Linked DNA regions of Homo sapiens: region 2 is linked to region 1. The links are chromatin loops, found by intact Hi-C in ENCODE. Cell type or tissue: IMR-90. All regions are shown on one strand.

Region 1 (8,000 bases):
TTCTAATAATACTTAAAGTAAAAATCCAGTTCCCCAAATTCCAAACTGGTGTTCTTCTCTTCCATGGTATTAGCATGAAAACATTAGTTTTCAGTAGCAATATTCATGCCCAACGAGATGATTGGTCCTTATTCACACAGGCCCTCCTCTTGGCTTTCGGGGAAAGAAAGATCTTTTGGAAGATGAGTCATTCAAAGCCCTAAGTATTAAGTGCAAAGGACACAAACACTCTAGACTCCAGTTGAAAAGAACTTTAAAATTACTAAACGTCCATGTGAATTCAGTGCGCTTTCAAGAAGAGCTGACGAGTCCTGGGTTCCAGCACCCTCTAGCCCCTTAGCTGCTGGTAGATCTCAGGTGCTGAACTCAGGTTCCTCATCTGTAGATGGGAACTCGTGACTCAACAAGGTATGTAATCGAACTCTGAGACAGAAATGCAGGAGTTCCCACTTCCAACGAAGGATCAACAAGAGAGCTCCTCAGCCCTGACCACAAATCCACCCGAACTCCCAGAAGATTCAGAAACAGCCATAGCGAGGGCTTGCTCTGGGCAAAACCAAGATAAATAGGCTCTCTGAGCTAATGCATCCTGTTCATCAGGAAGTGCCGTGGCTGGCAGGAAGCCCAGTTTGCAAGGGCCCAACTGGCCCAGAACTGTGAGACGGGAGCCAAGGAGACAGAGATCTTGCCCTGGCTCTGCCTCTGATGACCTGGGTGAGGGAGCCACTGGTTCTCTGAGCCTCAGTTTCCTTGCTGTGCACTGAAGTGTCTGCTGAACTCTAAGGGGGTGCGTGTTCTTCGTTTGGAGCAGAACCTCATGCTGCATACATCGATGTTTCTGTCTCAAGGAGCTATGGAGTCACAAAGGCAGGGGACAGCTGAGGGAGGCCTCCCAGGCCTACACATGGTATTGACTGCCTCTGAGCCACTGAAACGAACCTGTTCATTTTACAGCCTGTGGGTACTGCAAAGCCTAAGATTTGTAGTCACGCGAAGTTTCTGATCAGGGTGTCCTCCAGAGTAGAGTGCCCACGACAATTAAATGGACGTTTTGTTTCTTGTATTTTAGGGAACAAAGTGTCAACCAGCTTCCTCGTTTTATCCTCGGTGGAAAAGTCACCTTGGAGCCAGCAGGGTTGTTGCTGCACCTTAGAAATACAACCGCGGGACAACAGCCACAATTACCTAGAAAAGTGGAATGAAATTGCTCTTGAGCAAGTAAAGGGAAAGCAACATGTCCTTTGATGGCTGCTAGAAAGGAGAGGAGAGCAGAGTTAGGTGGATGAAACAGGCTGTGATGGAACCCGCCTGTGCCCATCAGAACAGGTGCCAGCAGGAGCAACTTGGCAGACCCCTGAGCTTGCAGGCTTGGTGGAAGCAGAGTAGCTTCCCTCGGACATGTGTGCCCAGGACCTGGGGGCCATGGTGTACCGCAGGCTGCAGGATCGAGCCTCCACTCGACACCGCCTGTCCATCCTAGGGCACAAATTCTCTCCTGGCTTGTGGTACATAAGCCCACAGGACCTCAGAAGAGTCGTTGCAAAGATGGGGAAGGTGCCATGGTTTATTTTATGTATTGTCTTGACCAGGCTAAGGGGTATACAGGTAGCTGGTAAAGGATGATTTCTTGGGAGGGCGGTGAGGGCATTTCTGGAAGAGGTGAGCATGTGAACCAGTGGACTGAGTGAAAAGGCTCCACCCTCACCCATGTGGGCAACATCAACCTGTCCCCCGAGGGCTTGAATAGACCAGAAAGTGAAGGGAGGGCAGATTTCCTCTGTTTCAGCTGAGACATCCTCTCCTGCCCTGGGACATCTGAGTTCCTGGTTCTCAGGCCTCAGATGCAGACTGGGACTGACATCATCAGCTCTCCCAGGTCTCCAGCGTGCAGGAGGGAACATGTGGGTCTTCCCAGCCTCCACAATCGCATAAGCCAATTCCTCTTAATAAACCTCTTCTATAAATTCCTGTCTGTCTGTCTGTCCATCTATCTATTTATCCCTGTCCGTTATGTATCTATCGGTCTGTCATCTATCTGTCTATCTGTTGTCTATCTGTTGTTTGTCTCTCCATCTGTCTATCTGTTGCTTGTCTCTCCGTCTGTCTATCTGTTGTTTGTCTTTCCATCTGTCTATCTGTCTCTCTATCTGTCATCTGCCTATCCACTTATCTATTTATCTTGTTGCTTCTGTTTCTCTGGAGAACCCTGACTAACACAGAGATAAAAAGGCTCTGAAGGGAGAGGCTGTGCTTCACGCCCTTGAGGTACTGAGAAGTTCAGAGATTAATCGAAAAACAGAGACTATATGGCCAAAGGCATGTCCTGAGTTTGCGGAGTGACAGGGTAGGCTAGATGTATATGACTTCCATGTAAAAATAAATTCAACACATGTCAAAGAGCATGTTTAACTCATCAATAAAGGAGGGAGACATAAGATATCGACTTGTTCAACAGCACACGTGGAGCGCAAGGTGCGCATAGGCGGTTGGAATCTGGAATGAACTTGCTAATAGGCATAAAGCTGCTAAATGTCCTCCAGGCCAATAACAAAATGATGCTTGTGGTTACACTTTCTTATAGAAAGGAAATCAATTGTATCTCTACCAGACAAAATTCATTTGCATTGCTACCGACAAAAACCGTCGGCATTACTGTCCGTCTTCTGCCCATTAGCCTCTCTCCCTGTGCCTCTGTAAAAACAGCCTGGTCAATAGATGGTAAGAGGCCCCACTGAGTGGGGTCCCTGGAGGGCAAGCCCCTGACGCCACTGCAAGGTTCCACCCAAGCCCTCGGCCACGTCCACATTATGGGAGGATCGTTCCTGAGCAGAGCAGATCCCAGTAGTCATGAGCAAAAAAACCTAAACAGCTAAACCCTAGAGCCAGCTGTCAAAGACAGAGGGCCTCCGCCTGGAATTCTTGACCGGAATGTCCACCCAACTGTGACTTTGCAAATTGAAGTGATGAATCCATTCTTGTGAAGCAGACCTCAGAGGAAGGCATCCCAGGTTATGAAAACAGAGGAGAAGCAGGCAGCAGCTTTGGGGTGCAGTGGAAGATGCACACTCGCCTTGTGGGGAGGGAACCGAAAGCTCTCTCACGTCCTGGGGTGAGAAGGAACAGCAGGCAGTTAACAGTTTCAGCTATGGAGAATCCAAGAGGCAACCAGCAGGGGGAGCCAGTGTATCGTCAAAACTCAGGTCTGATCCACGCTGACGACCAACAGGTGCATCTAACCCCCCTGGACCTGCAAAGTCCTCCGAGAAGGCGGACTAGAAATTTTCTCTGATTTGAATCAGCTGCCCTACAGTTCACATCCGGAAACATTAAATCAAGGGAAAACATTTTCTCTGTGAACTGCCTTAAATTGATAGGCCCCAAATCTGCCTTCACCTGGATGTCTGGAGATACCTCTGCTGAGAGGAAGAGGGTTCATTAAACATCTTCCTTCCAACACTGAAGTGAGGAAAACCATGTTCCCAGAAACCACCCAGCACCTCACTCTGAAAAATCCTTTCTCAACTCTCTAGGTATCTCTTTTTGTTCTGTTTAGAAAAATGAAGCATGCTTATTGCGAAGGGAAAAAAAGAAAAGAAAAAAGAAAGAAATGATTCTGAATGGCTTTGGTCTCCCATGATTTCACAAGTTTAGCCAGAGAAGCCATTAATAGCTAGGTCTGGGCTCCTCTTCAATACAGTTTCACTGAAAAAAAAAATGATGTTTCAAATTAGTAATTCATCACACCTGAATTAACACTAAAACGTCCATCAAATTAAAATCATTTTGCAAGATTGGAATTGTTTCTGCAACGCCTGAAGTCCAAAAATGGAGGCATGAGAGTGAATAAGAATCAGGATGTAAATGAATTCCTGACACGTCATTCCAGTCTCTGAATGGGGGGCTGGAGTAGGAATTAAATAATCACACGCAAATTGGATTTCCAAGATCTTTCCAGGCCAGCTACTGTAAGCTGTTTGTTGTTTGGACAGGTCAGTTTTGGGTGAGTTGTGTGCTTTCAGGGAAGCGAGGGGATAGCAGAGTGAGGGGTGGGGAGGAGAGAGGAGAAAGCCCACAGAGGTGCAGCCCCTAAACCAGGCCAGTGCCTTTCCTCCTGTTGGAAGCATAGAATTAAATTTCATTCACAAGCCCAAAGCACTTTCCACAGGTCTTTAAAATGGGATTAGCCTAAAGCAATCAAGTTGGAGAGACTAACCAGCAAACGCTAAAAGTACTCCCACCTGCCTACTCAATGGAACTGTTTGCCAGGGGAAAAAAAAAAAAGTCATCAGATGCATTTTCGTGGCATTGAGCAATGGATTAATGACACATGGAGACATGCAGAGACACTTGGAAGGCTGGCCTGAGCTCTCCGAGAGGCGGTGGTCAGCAGTTTAGGGTCTGAATTGGTATTTACACCATCAATCTCCAGCTGTGCCCAGTGTTCCTGGATGCAGCCTAGTTTTCCTGGCCTGAGAGCTCTCTGAAAAGTAGCCTCATGCATTTTGCATCCTTGAAACGTGAACTCTTTTATGCAGCATCCGATGTGAAGAGAGGCTGTGGAATGCGGGTGAGTGTGTTGGCAAATTTTATGTGTATTTTGTATACAAATAAATTTTTTATCTGTCCGTATAAATATAGGCATTCACAAATGTATGCCACAAATGCAAAATCTCTTCATATGAATGCACATTTTTAAAATGAGTTAAAGGGATGCTATAGAAGGGATACATTTCTCAAAGTTCGTGTGCTGTTAAAAAGAATCTTGAATAGACAGGACAAAATGCCTTCCTGTCAAGCATAAATGGAGGTATCTTAAATTAGCCAGTGAAAATCATTCCTGCTCTGTGTGAGACCTCATTTGGAGTGCGGGCTCCATTTACTGTGGGCTGGCTGATTACAGCAGGGCTGCAGAAATGAGGGGGCAGGAGAAAGAAACCAACTCCTTATACCTCTGTAAGACAATGAAAAAATTATATTAGCTTGCCCCCAAAGAAATCTAGAAAGAAAAGGAAAGAGTTCAACATTTTTAGAATAAGACCGAACAAATGGTTAATGTGCACTGGACGTAAACATAGTGAGTGTTCATTAGACATAAAAATAGTCACTTCTAAAAGATTAGAGATAAAAATATTGGATGATCAATTGTGGGAATCTTGTTTGCCTCTGACTTTTGTTACATTCTTACCTCTTCTGAGGTCCTATTTTTCCTGTGGTATTCATTAATTTGAAATGAACTGATGCTGACATTAATTGAAAAATAAAGGAAAAGAAAACTCTTGAATTATATATTAGCCCATTGATTGTCAAATACTTCCCTGCAGGTGCCATTTACCAATGTATGTTTCTGAATGCACACATGAATATGCGGAGTACTTTTCTCAAAAAAAAAAAAAATTAAAGGAAAGGCTAAAGAAATAAAGGAAGGAAGGAGATTTCTAAATACGGAAGAATAGTGCCTGGACTAGAAGAGTATGTACTGTGTATCTTCATCAAAGCTATACTATTTTACCTGTTTTAATTGACTGTGTGAGTTCATAGGGATCCCAAAACTAACTCCTTAAAAACACGCAGACAGAAAGAGCAAATAAAATGCACATCCAGCCGGGCGCGATGTCTCAGGACTGTAATCCCAGCACTTTGGGAGGCCGAGGCGGGCAGATCACGAGGTCAGGAGATTGAGACCATCCTGGCTAACACAGTGAAACCCCGTCTCTACTAAAAATACAAAAAAATTAGCCGGGAGTGGTGACAGGCACCTATAGTCCCAGCTGCTCGAGAGGCTGAGGCAGTAGAATGGCATGAACCCGGGAGGCAGAGCTTGCAGTGAGCTGAGATTGCACCACTGCACTCCAGCCTGAGCGACACAGCGAGACTCCGTCTCAAAAAAAAAAAAAAAAAAAAAAAAGAAAGTGCTGGAAAATTCCCTGGGTACATATGGGCTCTATCCCTTTGCTATTCTGAGCAAAGCAACTCAACAGAGGCTTCCCAGCACTGTTTCTGGTGCCAGCATCTCCAGGGCCACTGTGGGCCAGGTCTTTGGTCAGACGACACAAATTAAATGAACATTTACTACGCACCAGGCTCTGGTCCACAGTCAGGACATGGAGCAGAGAAGGCAGGGCGCCCACCTTAGAGAGGGTCGCATTTCATGTGCTCACAGGAATACAGACCATAAACCCCTTGATATGGTTCGGCTGTGTCCCCACCCAAATCTCATCTTCAAGTGTCATAATCCTCACATGTCATAGGAGGGACCCAATGGGAGGTACTTGAGTCATGAGGGAGGGTTTTCCTGTGCTGTTCTCATGGTAGTGAATAACTCTCATGAGATCTGGTGGTTTTATAAAGGGCAGTTCCCCTGCACACAGTCTCTTGCCCGCCACCATGTAAGACGTGCCTTTGCTCCTCCTTCACCTTCTGCCACGATTGTGAGGCCTCCCCAGCTATGTGGAATGTGAGTCCATTGAACCTCTTCTTCTTTGTAAATTACCCAGGCTCAGGCATTTCTTCAGAGCAGTGTGAAAATGACTAATACACACCTATGTCAATAATTAGGAGGACTGCTGGTGCTGAAAGGGGTAACATTTAAGAGTTAGCACTTACATTCTTTACCGAACATTTTTACTATTTAATTATGCTGCTTGTGGAATCAGTTGCTGTTATGTCACTGGGACAAATCATCATGGCCCTGCTTGATCCTCAGCTACTAGTTCAGTGGGGCCTATGGGACCCAGAAAATCACAGTCTCTCCTAGGGATGTAGTAAATTCAGATGGGAATGAGGTTGGGAGATGAAATTTCAGTAACAATAGTTTCCTAAATCTGTGACCAGTAAGAGGAGTCCTTCGGTCTTGACATTACTAACCATGTTGTTTTCGCTATTGGTACTGCCTCGATACATCAGCTAGCTTAAGCAAACAAGCTCACAATCTCAGTGGCTCATAAGACACGTTCATTTCTTGCTCTTGGTCCTTGGTGCTGAGGACTGGCTTCAGGTCTACCTGTCGGATTCTCTTATCAAGGCCTGGCTGAAAGGCCAGCCCCTGGGTCAGCAGGACCACTCTCATGGCAGATCGAAGAATCAAGGCAAGGACTCCAAACCTTCTGCTGGGAGGTGGCACAGGGCACGTCCACTAGGTTCCACTAGCCAAAGATGTCACGTGGCTGCTGGGATGGGAATCAATGGGAGGGAATGTAGATACACATCAACGGGATGGGGACTAGGGACTCTCCTTGTGAGGAGCCATTGGAAGTCACATGTCACCCTGTGGGAATGGGTGATCCCACAGAAGGAGGCCATCACCTAACTGGGAACAGGAGCCCATCTGTCTCGTGAAGCTTATCAGCGTGCTTTCTGTCTAGTATCACAGATTACCACAGGAGAGATGCTGAATCTACCAAAGGGTTGAGACTGTGTCATTTATATATCTTAGCGTGCTCTACAAAGGCATTCCAAACAGCCATTAACCCGGGATGGATGAACTCTTAGTGTCTGTTTCCAAATCAGTGATACAGAACTAGCCTCCACTATTGTCCTCAAAAACACTATTTCGGATTTTATCTCCCTTAAAACTGATCACAAACGATAAATATTTAACAGCACGTCCACTAAACATAAAATTTGCCTTCCCAGAAAATGTGTATTTTATTTTTGTTTCTCTTTTCATTTGTCACAGTATCTTATAGGCATAAAGATTAATGTACACGTAATTCTTATTTTCTATATGAAATTTCTACTTACTATTTTTACATGAAAAGAAAATATGTGACTATTGTCTAAGGGTGTCACACAGCTCTTGGTCAGCAGGATAAAACAGAAACAGCAAGCAGGCCAAACAAGGGATTTAGCCAAGCCCGCTGAATCCTCGGGCCTCTGCAATGTTTTGTATCATTAATTGGCACCGACCTTCTGAGCCAGCTTCCTGCCCTGACCAGCTTTGGCCTCCGGGCCAGCACACCCCATGCATGAGACGTTAGCCGATGTCCAGGACAAGCTGGCTG
Region 2 (8,000 bases), 48 kb after region 1:
TGGACGCCCATCCCTCCCCGGACGCTCCCCACCCCTGCCCGGGAAAGCCACCCAGAATTAAATCCTGGGGTGGAAGGAGGAGCCCCCTGGACTAACGAGCCACAGTGCCAGTAGCAAAGCACCAGGAAATCTGCAAGCCAGCAAACACACTGCTGTCTCTGTGCTGGCCTGGGAAATTTGAATGTGCTTTGAAAATTTGTTGAAGAATCATACCCTGGTAGGACCCAGGGAGAGAAATATCTGGGCTTACTGATCTGTCGGCATGATTCAGCCACTTCCCTTCCTTTCATTCTTTGATTAACAAAGCTGAAGTTTCCCTGACAAAGTGTTATGGAAGGATGGCCAGGGTTAAGATCGCAATTGCTTGTAAAGCAATGTAAATAATAAAAGAGAAATGATATTGCACACTGCTGTGCCATTTTCAAATTGATATTTTCCAACATAACTGCATCGAATCCTCATGACCATGTGAGCCCTTAAGTACTATTATTACCCCTGTTTTATATTTGAGGGTTGAGGCTCAGAAAAACCAAGTAAAGTGGTCAAGGTCAATGTAGGAGGCCTCAGATTCCAATTCCAGTGTCCTCCGGTTACAGCACCCGGTGACCTGGGGCCATTTTCTTTTAATCTACAGATAGGCAGCAGGCCTTGGAAATCCAGCTCTTTGAAAATAGTAATTACTTTGTTTTTTTTAGGTCCAAAATGTGCCCAGCAATTGAAGCATTCTTAAGTGGGCAGGATCACTCAGTTATTTTGGTCATCTTCATAGTCAGTTTGGATACAATCAGGACAGAATGACCAGCACGCTATAGACCCCCAAGATTAATTGACCACATCACAGCCAATGTCATATGAGCCCAGGCTGAGAATGTATTTGGAGGTTGTGCAGACACCCGAGACAGAAGTAATTATTTTATTATTTATTATGAAGATATTGGAGTTATGTTAAAAAAAAAAGTAGGAATAAAGAGGAAGCAGTGAATTCGTTTAAACAAAATTGAGGATTCACTGCCTGCATAGAAATAAAAGCCTTCCAAGCAAAATGATTTATAAATAAAAGACGAGTAACTACCATGTATTATAAATGATGCCTTTCCTGCCCTGTGTATTGTAAAATGCTTTCTAGAATCTTACAAAAGCCAGCATGGCAAGAATGTAATGAAGAAGAGAATTGCAAGATTAGAATCACATGGAAATGGGGGTCCTTGGGTAGCCACAGAAGGCGGCTGAACTCCTGGGCTCACGGCAGTGGGTGATCTCTAATAAACTGAGAGAGCAGAGCAACGAAGCTCATTAAAATACAAGAAGAAGAAAAAACTCAGGATAATATCATCCATCTCCACTGATTTCATCACCCTGAGAATGAGGGGTAAAGCTTGCTAACATGAGAATGAATTTTTATAAAGCACAGACATTTTCTGACATTTTAAGGGAAGAATATGGTGTGGCATTCCCCAGCCTGCAATGCAATGTGTTTATTTAAGGAGTAAATGCAGAAATGTTTTAGGGAGATGGGCCTCAATGAGCTCATGTGGGAGCAGAGAGCCCTGACTACGAGGAGGCCTCCGTGATCCCTCAGCAGAGCACACGCTCCTGCACTGACCAGAACCACGCCACGAAATCGGACCCCAGGAACCCTCGCAGATAGAATCCAGCACCTTCCTTCATCCAAGTTTGATGAGTTTGCTGATAATTCATATTCACACTCGGCTTTTCCAAGAAAGTAAGGAAGAAGGAAAAAAAGGGCTTTACTTGCCACTTTTCCGAAAAGACAAATTATTCAGAGGTCATCAAACCTACAGGAAGAGCAAATGAGAAGGGATGGGTAGGGCCTGCTGGGTGGACCCCTTTTAAATACCTCTCGCCAGGCGCGGTGTCTCATGCCTATAATCCCAGCACTTTGGAAGGCCGAGGGGGGTGGAACACTTGAGGTCAGGAGTTCAAGACCAGCCTGACCAACATGGAGAGACCCCGTCTCTACTAAAAATACAAAATTAGCTGGGTGTGGTGGTGGGCGCCTGTAATCCCAGCTACTCGGGAGGCTGAGGCAGGAGAATTGCTTGAACTCAGGAGGCTGAGGTTGTGGTGAACCAAGATGGCGCCATTGCACTCCAGCCTGGGCAACAAGTGCAAAATTCCATCTCAAAAAATAACAATAATAATAATAATAATAATAATAATAATAATAATAATAATTGATAATTAATAAATAACTCTCAAGTGAATGCATCCTCAACCTGTTTTTCTCCATCAGTTTGTTTGACTTTTTAAAATATTAAGATTGGCCAGATGCTGTGGCTCACACCTGTAATTCCAAAACTTTGGGAGGCTGAGGCAGAAGGATGGCTTGAGCTTTGGAGTTCAAGACCAGCCTGGGCAACGTGGTGAAAACCCATCTCTACAAAAAATGCAAAACTTAGCTGGGTGTGGTGTCACATGCCTGTGGTCTCAGCTACTTGGGAGGCTGAGGTAGGAGGATCACCTGAGCCCAGGAGGATGAGGCTTCAGTGAGCCGCGATCATGCCACTGCACTCCAGCCCAGGTGATAGAGCAAGATCCTGTAACCAAAAAATAAAATAAAATAAAATATTAGGCTATAATAAGTAATAGTTTGAATTTTCTGATGTACAAAATTAGTTAGGAGAGCACTGCAATGGAAATACAATGCAAGCCACAGATGCCATTTTAAATTTTCTAAAGCATATTAAGTAGAAACAGATAGAAGCAATTTTAATAATATATTTTTAAGGCCGGGCACAGTGGCTCACGCCTGTAATCCCAGCACTTTGCAAGGCTGAGGTGGGTAGATCACGAGGTCAGGAAATCAAGATCATCCTGGCCAACATGGTGAAACTCCGTCTCTACTAAAAATACAAAAATTATCTGGGCGTAGTGGCACATGCCTGTAGTCCTAGCTACTCAGGAGGCTGAGGAGGGAGAATTGCTTGAACCAGGGAGTCGGAGGTTTCAGTGAGCCAAGATTGCACCACAGCACTCCAGCCTGTGAACAGAGTAAGACTTGGTCTCAAAATAATAATAATAATAATAATAATAATAATAATAATAATAATAATAATATATTTTAAGCCCAATATGTGAAATATTATTTTAACATATACCTGAGACAAAAATGTCAAGATATTTCTGTTCATTCTGTCATACAAAGTCTTCAAATCTGGTGAGCATTTCCCACCAAGAGTTCGGTTCAGCTTGGACAGGCCACACTGCAGGATCTCAGTGGCCACATGTGGCTAGAGGCCACCCTACTGGGCAGTGCAGAATTAGAATATCTTGCCTTTCCGTGGGTCAGAAATCTGAAACTCTAAATCAAAGAATATTACAAAATATATTCTATGCTATAGCATTCTTTTGTTGGCAATCAAGAAGGTGAAAATACAATTCCGTGGGATGGAGATATTATTTTAAGTTGAATACAGGAATACTTGAAAAGATATTTCTTATTCCTTAATGTATGGATTAGGTGACTCCCCTACATGTCAAACAAGAATCATAGTTCTCAACATTTAGCAGTTTATATGGTCTAGGAGGAAGATTTTAAGGATTACCAGTTACAATATTATTATTATCATTATTATTATAGTGCAATATAGTGCAATAATTCCAACCTGTTTTTAACAAGAAATAAGAGATTTTAAAATAACTAGAACTTAAAACAAGAATAAGTAATAAACGTTGAGTACTTCCTGTATGCCAGATGCCATGATCATAGGATCCTCAAAACCCCATAAAGTAACCACTGTTATTAATTCTATTTTAAAGTTTTTAAAAAGTGCTGGAGGCTGGGCTTGATGGTTCATGTCTATGATACCCATGCTTTGGGAGGCTGGGGTGGGAGGGTCCCTTGAGGCCAGGAGCTCGAGACCAAGCTGGGCAACATATGAAGACCCTGTCTCTACAAAAAACAATTTTAAAAATTATCTACAGATGGTAATGTTTGCCTATAGTCCTAGCTACTCGGGAGGCTGAGACAGGAGGATTGCTTGAGCCCAGGAGGTCAAGGCTGCAGTGATCCATGATTGCACCACTGCACTCCAGACTGGGAAACAGAGTGAGATCCTGTCTTAAAAAAAAAAGAAAAAGAAAGAAAGAAAGAAAGAAAGAAAGAAAGAAAGAAAGAAAGAAAGAAAGAAAGAAAGAAAGAAAGAAAGAAAGAAAGAAGAAAGAAAAGAAAAGAAAAAAAGTGCAGGAGCCCATAGCCTTCCTCCCTGTCGACTAGGGCGCCTCTTTGCCTGGTCCACCAAGGGCCAGGGTGCGGTTACCGCACTGCAGCCAGGGAGGACTGTGAGGACCATGAAGACTGTGAGGACCGTGACGAACTCACACTTCGGTCACAGTCTCAGCAGGCTCCCTAGAAGGATGAGCTTCAGGCCTGCTTCTGCTCTCCAGCAACTTCAGAGGGAAACGTCTTCCAGGTGGAATAAAGAACCCAGGAAAAATGGAGAGGAAACATAGCCCCAGAAATTAATATCCACTGACCTAACAAAGGTTTCAAATGGTGTTTAAGGACCAAAACCAGGTGCCGTGATTTCACACCGTGATTGGTGTCCATTACAGTGAGAACACACCTCATGGCCTCTTTGTTCTCTAAATGCATAAAATATGAATGTTCATTTGAGCTCTTAAGAAGATTGCCTTTATAAGAAAACAGAAAGACAAAATAAAAGAAGGAAGTGAGGAAGGAGGGAGGGAAAGAAAAAAGGGAGAGAAAATCAGGGAAAACAACAACAAAAAAATGGACATTATCGCAGAGGAGCATTTGAGTTTCTCTCTCCCTCTCTCTCTCCTCTTGAACTGGAGGAGCCTTAAGTCAGTCAAACGCTTCCCTCTAGTGTCTGAAATGCTGAATACAGATTTCATTCTCTGAAAACAATGAACAAATCCTTGTAAATTCAGTCTTATGGTACCTGCAGACTCCAATCTACCTTTTAAACTATAATCAAGAAAAAAATTTCAAAAGTAAAATAATTATCCAGTCTTGATTTTCTCCTTACAAATTATGGATTATTCTGGTTTGGTTTTTTTTTTCTGGAAAAGTCATTTAAATCCCAGGGCTGTAAGAAAACTAGGAAAGAAAACTGAATTTTCACAAATCTGATCAATACAGCTTGCATTTAATACAATGATACATTTCTATAACATTTCTGAGAAATTTTAAAATTAAAAATCCTGGCTCTCTTCTTTATCTGGTAGGTTGGTTGTTACAGTTTGGTTTTTTTTTTTCTTACAATTTTAGCTAGAATTCTCACTTCTCACTTTGAGCCACAATTGGTATATCTTGATTGTTACTGTCTCTGGAATAATTAAAAGTAAAAGTTCAGGGCTGGGTGTGGTGGCTGACTCCTGTAATCTCAGCACTTTGAGAGGCCGAGGCAGGTGGGTTGATTGAGGCCCAGGAGTTGGAGACCAGCCTGGTCAACATGGCGAAACCCCGTCTCTACTAAAAATACAAACATGAGCCGGGTGTGGTGGCGCCCACCTGTGGTCCCAGCTGCTCAGAAGGCTGAGACACGAGAATCACTTGAACCTGGGAGGTGGAGGTTGCAGTGAACCAAGATGGCGCCACTGCCCTCCAGCCTGGGCAACAGAGCGAGACTCTGCCTCAAAAAAGAAAAAGAAACCAAAAATGTAAGCATTCAATCTGAAAGCAGCAAAGCAGGGTAAATATTAAACCACTTCAGACATTTCTGCCTTTCAATATAGAAGTTGATCTACATTCCAGAACAATACATATTAAATAAGCCATCACAATCAGTACCTCTGCAATCAATATTGCATATTTATCACAAACATTTCTCCAAAGAGGAGAAAACAAACATGTTAGCATTGGTAAATGTTACTGTCGGAGAAAGGAGACTCAAGCCCTCAGCAAGGCGGGGGCAGCTGCCCAGGGGAACAGGAATTGGGGACAGGCTGGACATTTCCAAGCGTCCAGTAGTTCCTGGCCAGCTTCCTTCTTGACTGGAGACTCTCTGAGCTGCAGTTTGGCCCCACACATTGCAGAACTCCTTTAACAGGCTATGGCAGAAACGGAAGACAAGTGTTGCGAAAATAATCGCATGCTTCAGATGTTTTGTTCTCAGACCAAACTGAGGGGCAGGCGGCTATTTCTCTCAGCCCAATAATGAGATGCAGATGAACTGGGGAGGAAGAGAGATTTTATTTTCTGCCACCGGTTACAGGGAGAAGACCTGGAAATTATTGCCAGACAAACTCAAAATTACAAAGTTTTCCAGAGCTTATCTACCTTCTAAGCATTCATCTAAAGACACAGATGATAAACTTCTTCTAGTCTATAACTAATATCTGAGTCCTGAAGACCTTCCTCTCGAGCCTCAGTAAGTTTACTTCACCAAATGGTCCAGGTTCCGGGGTGATTACCCTTATCTTGTCTCCTGCTAAATCATGGAGGTTTGGGCAGTTCCTTCAGGCCCCAATAAAACTTGTTTAATCCTAAATGGGCCCTGTTAAGAATTCCTTCATTATTTTGTCATGCTTTAAGGCCCAGGAAAGGCCTACTGAAACTGTTGTTACGGAGGCCTGCATTAGTGAGACCTGGCCTGCCACAATTTCATATGATTCTTTTTTAGCATGGAAAATTCTGGAAACTGTTCTGACATCCTCTGGTTTGTGGAAAGTCCAGCACAGAGCAAGACAACTTGCAGAGTATTGGGGCTTGTCTTTTATCTTCAAAGGGAACACTGAAACAATAATACTTACATCTGAGTTCCTCCTATGGGCTAGGGGCTGTTGTAACTTCATCACATGTGTTTGTTTGTTTGATGTTCACAGCAAAGGATGTTGTTGGCATGATCACGTTCCCTGTGTCACAGAGAGGAACCTGAGGCACAGACAGAAAAATCAGTTTGCCCAGATTCGCACAGCCAGTGAGTGACTAAGGGAGCATTCCGAGGAGAAAGAAAAACATACTTGAATGAAAGCAGTTGCTTGAGGGGAACCTTGGTCTACTTTTTTTTTTTTTTTTTTCTGAGATGGAGTCTTGCTCTGTCACCCAGGCTGCAGTACAATGGCGCGATCTCAGCTTACTGCAACCTCCGCCTCCTGGGTTCAAGCGATTCTCCTGCCTCAGCCTCCTGAGTAGCTGCGATTACAGGCACGTGCCATCGTGCCTGGCTATTTTTGTATTTTTAGTAGACGTGGGGTTTCACCATGTTGGTCAGGCTAGTCTCAAACTCCTGACCTTGTGATCTACCCATCTCAGCCTCCCAAAGTGCTGGGATTACAGACATGAGCCACTGCGTCCAGCCTGGTCTACTTTTAATATTGTTTTATTACTCGTATTTAAAGGAGTATTTTTCCTCCTCCGCCAATACACTGACTTATGTGAGTAGTCAACTCTTCTGAGCCATGCAACCCCGCTGTTTAAATGACTCGCGGCTTTGTCACTCCCAAATCCTACAGTAAAATGTATCTGGTGGAGAAATGAACAGACTTGTCTCCTTAAATGAGTGTGGAGAACAGAATGAGTTAAAGGAAAACAAAACAATAAAGCATTCATGTATTTAAAAGATCTGGCCGAATAGTTTGCTAACCTAAAGAAAATGATTCAGAGGCTGGGCATGGGGGCTCATGCCTGTAATCCCAGCACTTGGGAGGCTGAGGTGGGAGGATTTCTTGAGCCCAGGATTTCAACACCAGCCTGGGCCACATAGTGAGACCTCATCTGTACAAAAAACAAAAAATAAAAAACTAGCCAGGCGTGATAGCATGCAACTGTTGCCCCGGCTACTCAGGAGGCTAGACGGGGAGATTTGCTTGAGCCTGGGTGGTCAAGGTTTGTGGTGAGTCGTGGTCACCCCACTGTCTGGGTGACAAAGCAAAAAAAAAAAAAAAAAGAAAGAAAATGACTCAGCAGCATTCGATCAAACTGAGAAACATAATTGAATCCTGCCCAGTGTCCCGTGTCCATCGCTAGGTCCTCTACTGTGGGACCAGTGCGTGATAAGTGAAGAGTCTTTCAA

What was found. Peaks named below come from ENCODE experiments on the same cell type or tissue, not always from the same donor. Only the 100,000 strongest peaks of a DNase experiment are listed, where the experiment ranks them.
Region 2: a loop joins it to region 1, with 7 times the contacts of the local background. A loop is called at or near these places in 21 of 110 quality-filtered maps.

The regions. Positions count from the first base shown.
Region 1 is chr10:2,925,272-2,933,271 of GRCh38, forward strand. No RefSeq gene overlaps it. Among named protein-coding and RNA genes, the nearest start is that of PFKP-DT, 140 kb to the right of the region's middle. RefSeq lists an enhancer at 4,109-4,678. In IMR-90, a CTCF peak has its summit at 3,165 (motif pointing right); a DNase peak (open chromatin) is centred at 3,180; H3K27me3 peaks cover 222 bases.
Region 2 is chr10:2,973,451-2,981,450 of GRCh38, forward strand. It overlaps LOC105376352 (a long non-coding RNA gene), which reads right to left. Exons shown (of 4, transcript XR_001747271.2): 3 at 3,120-3,322; 4 at 2,900-3,001. Among named protein-coding and RNA genes, the nearest start is that of PFKP-DT, 89 kb to the right of the region's middle. In IMR-90, a CTCF peak has its summit at 4,840 (motif pointing left); DNase peaks (open chromatin) are centred at 4,831 and 7,441; H3K27ac peaks cover 803 bases.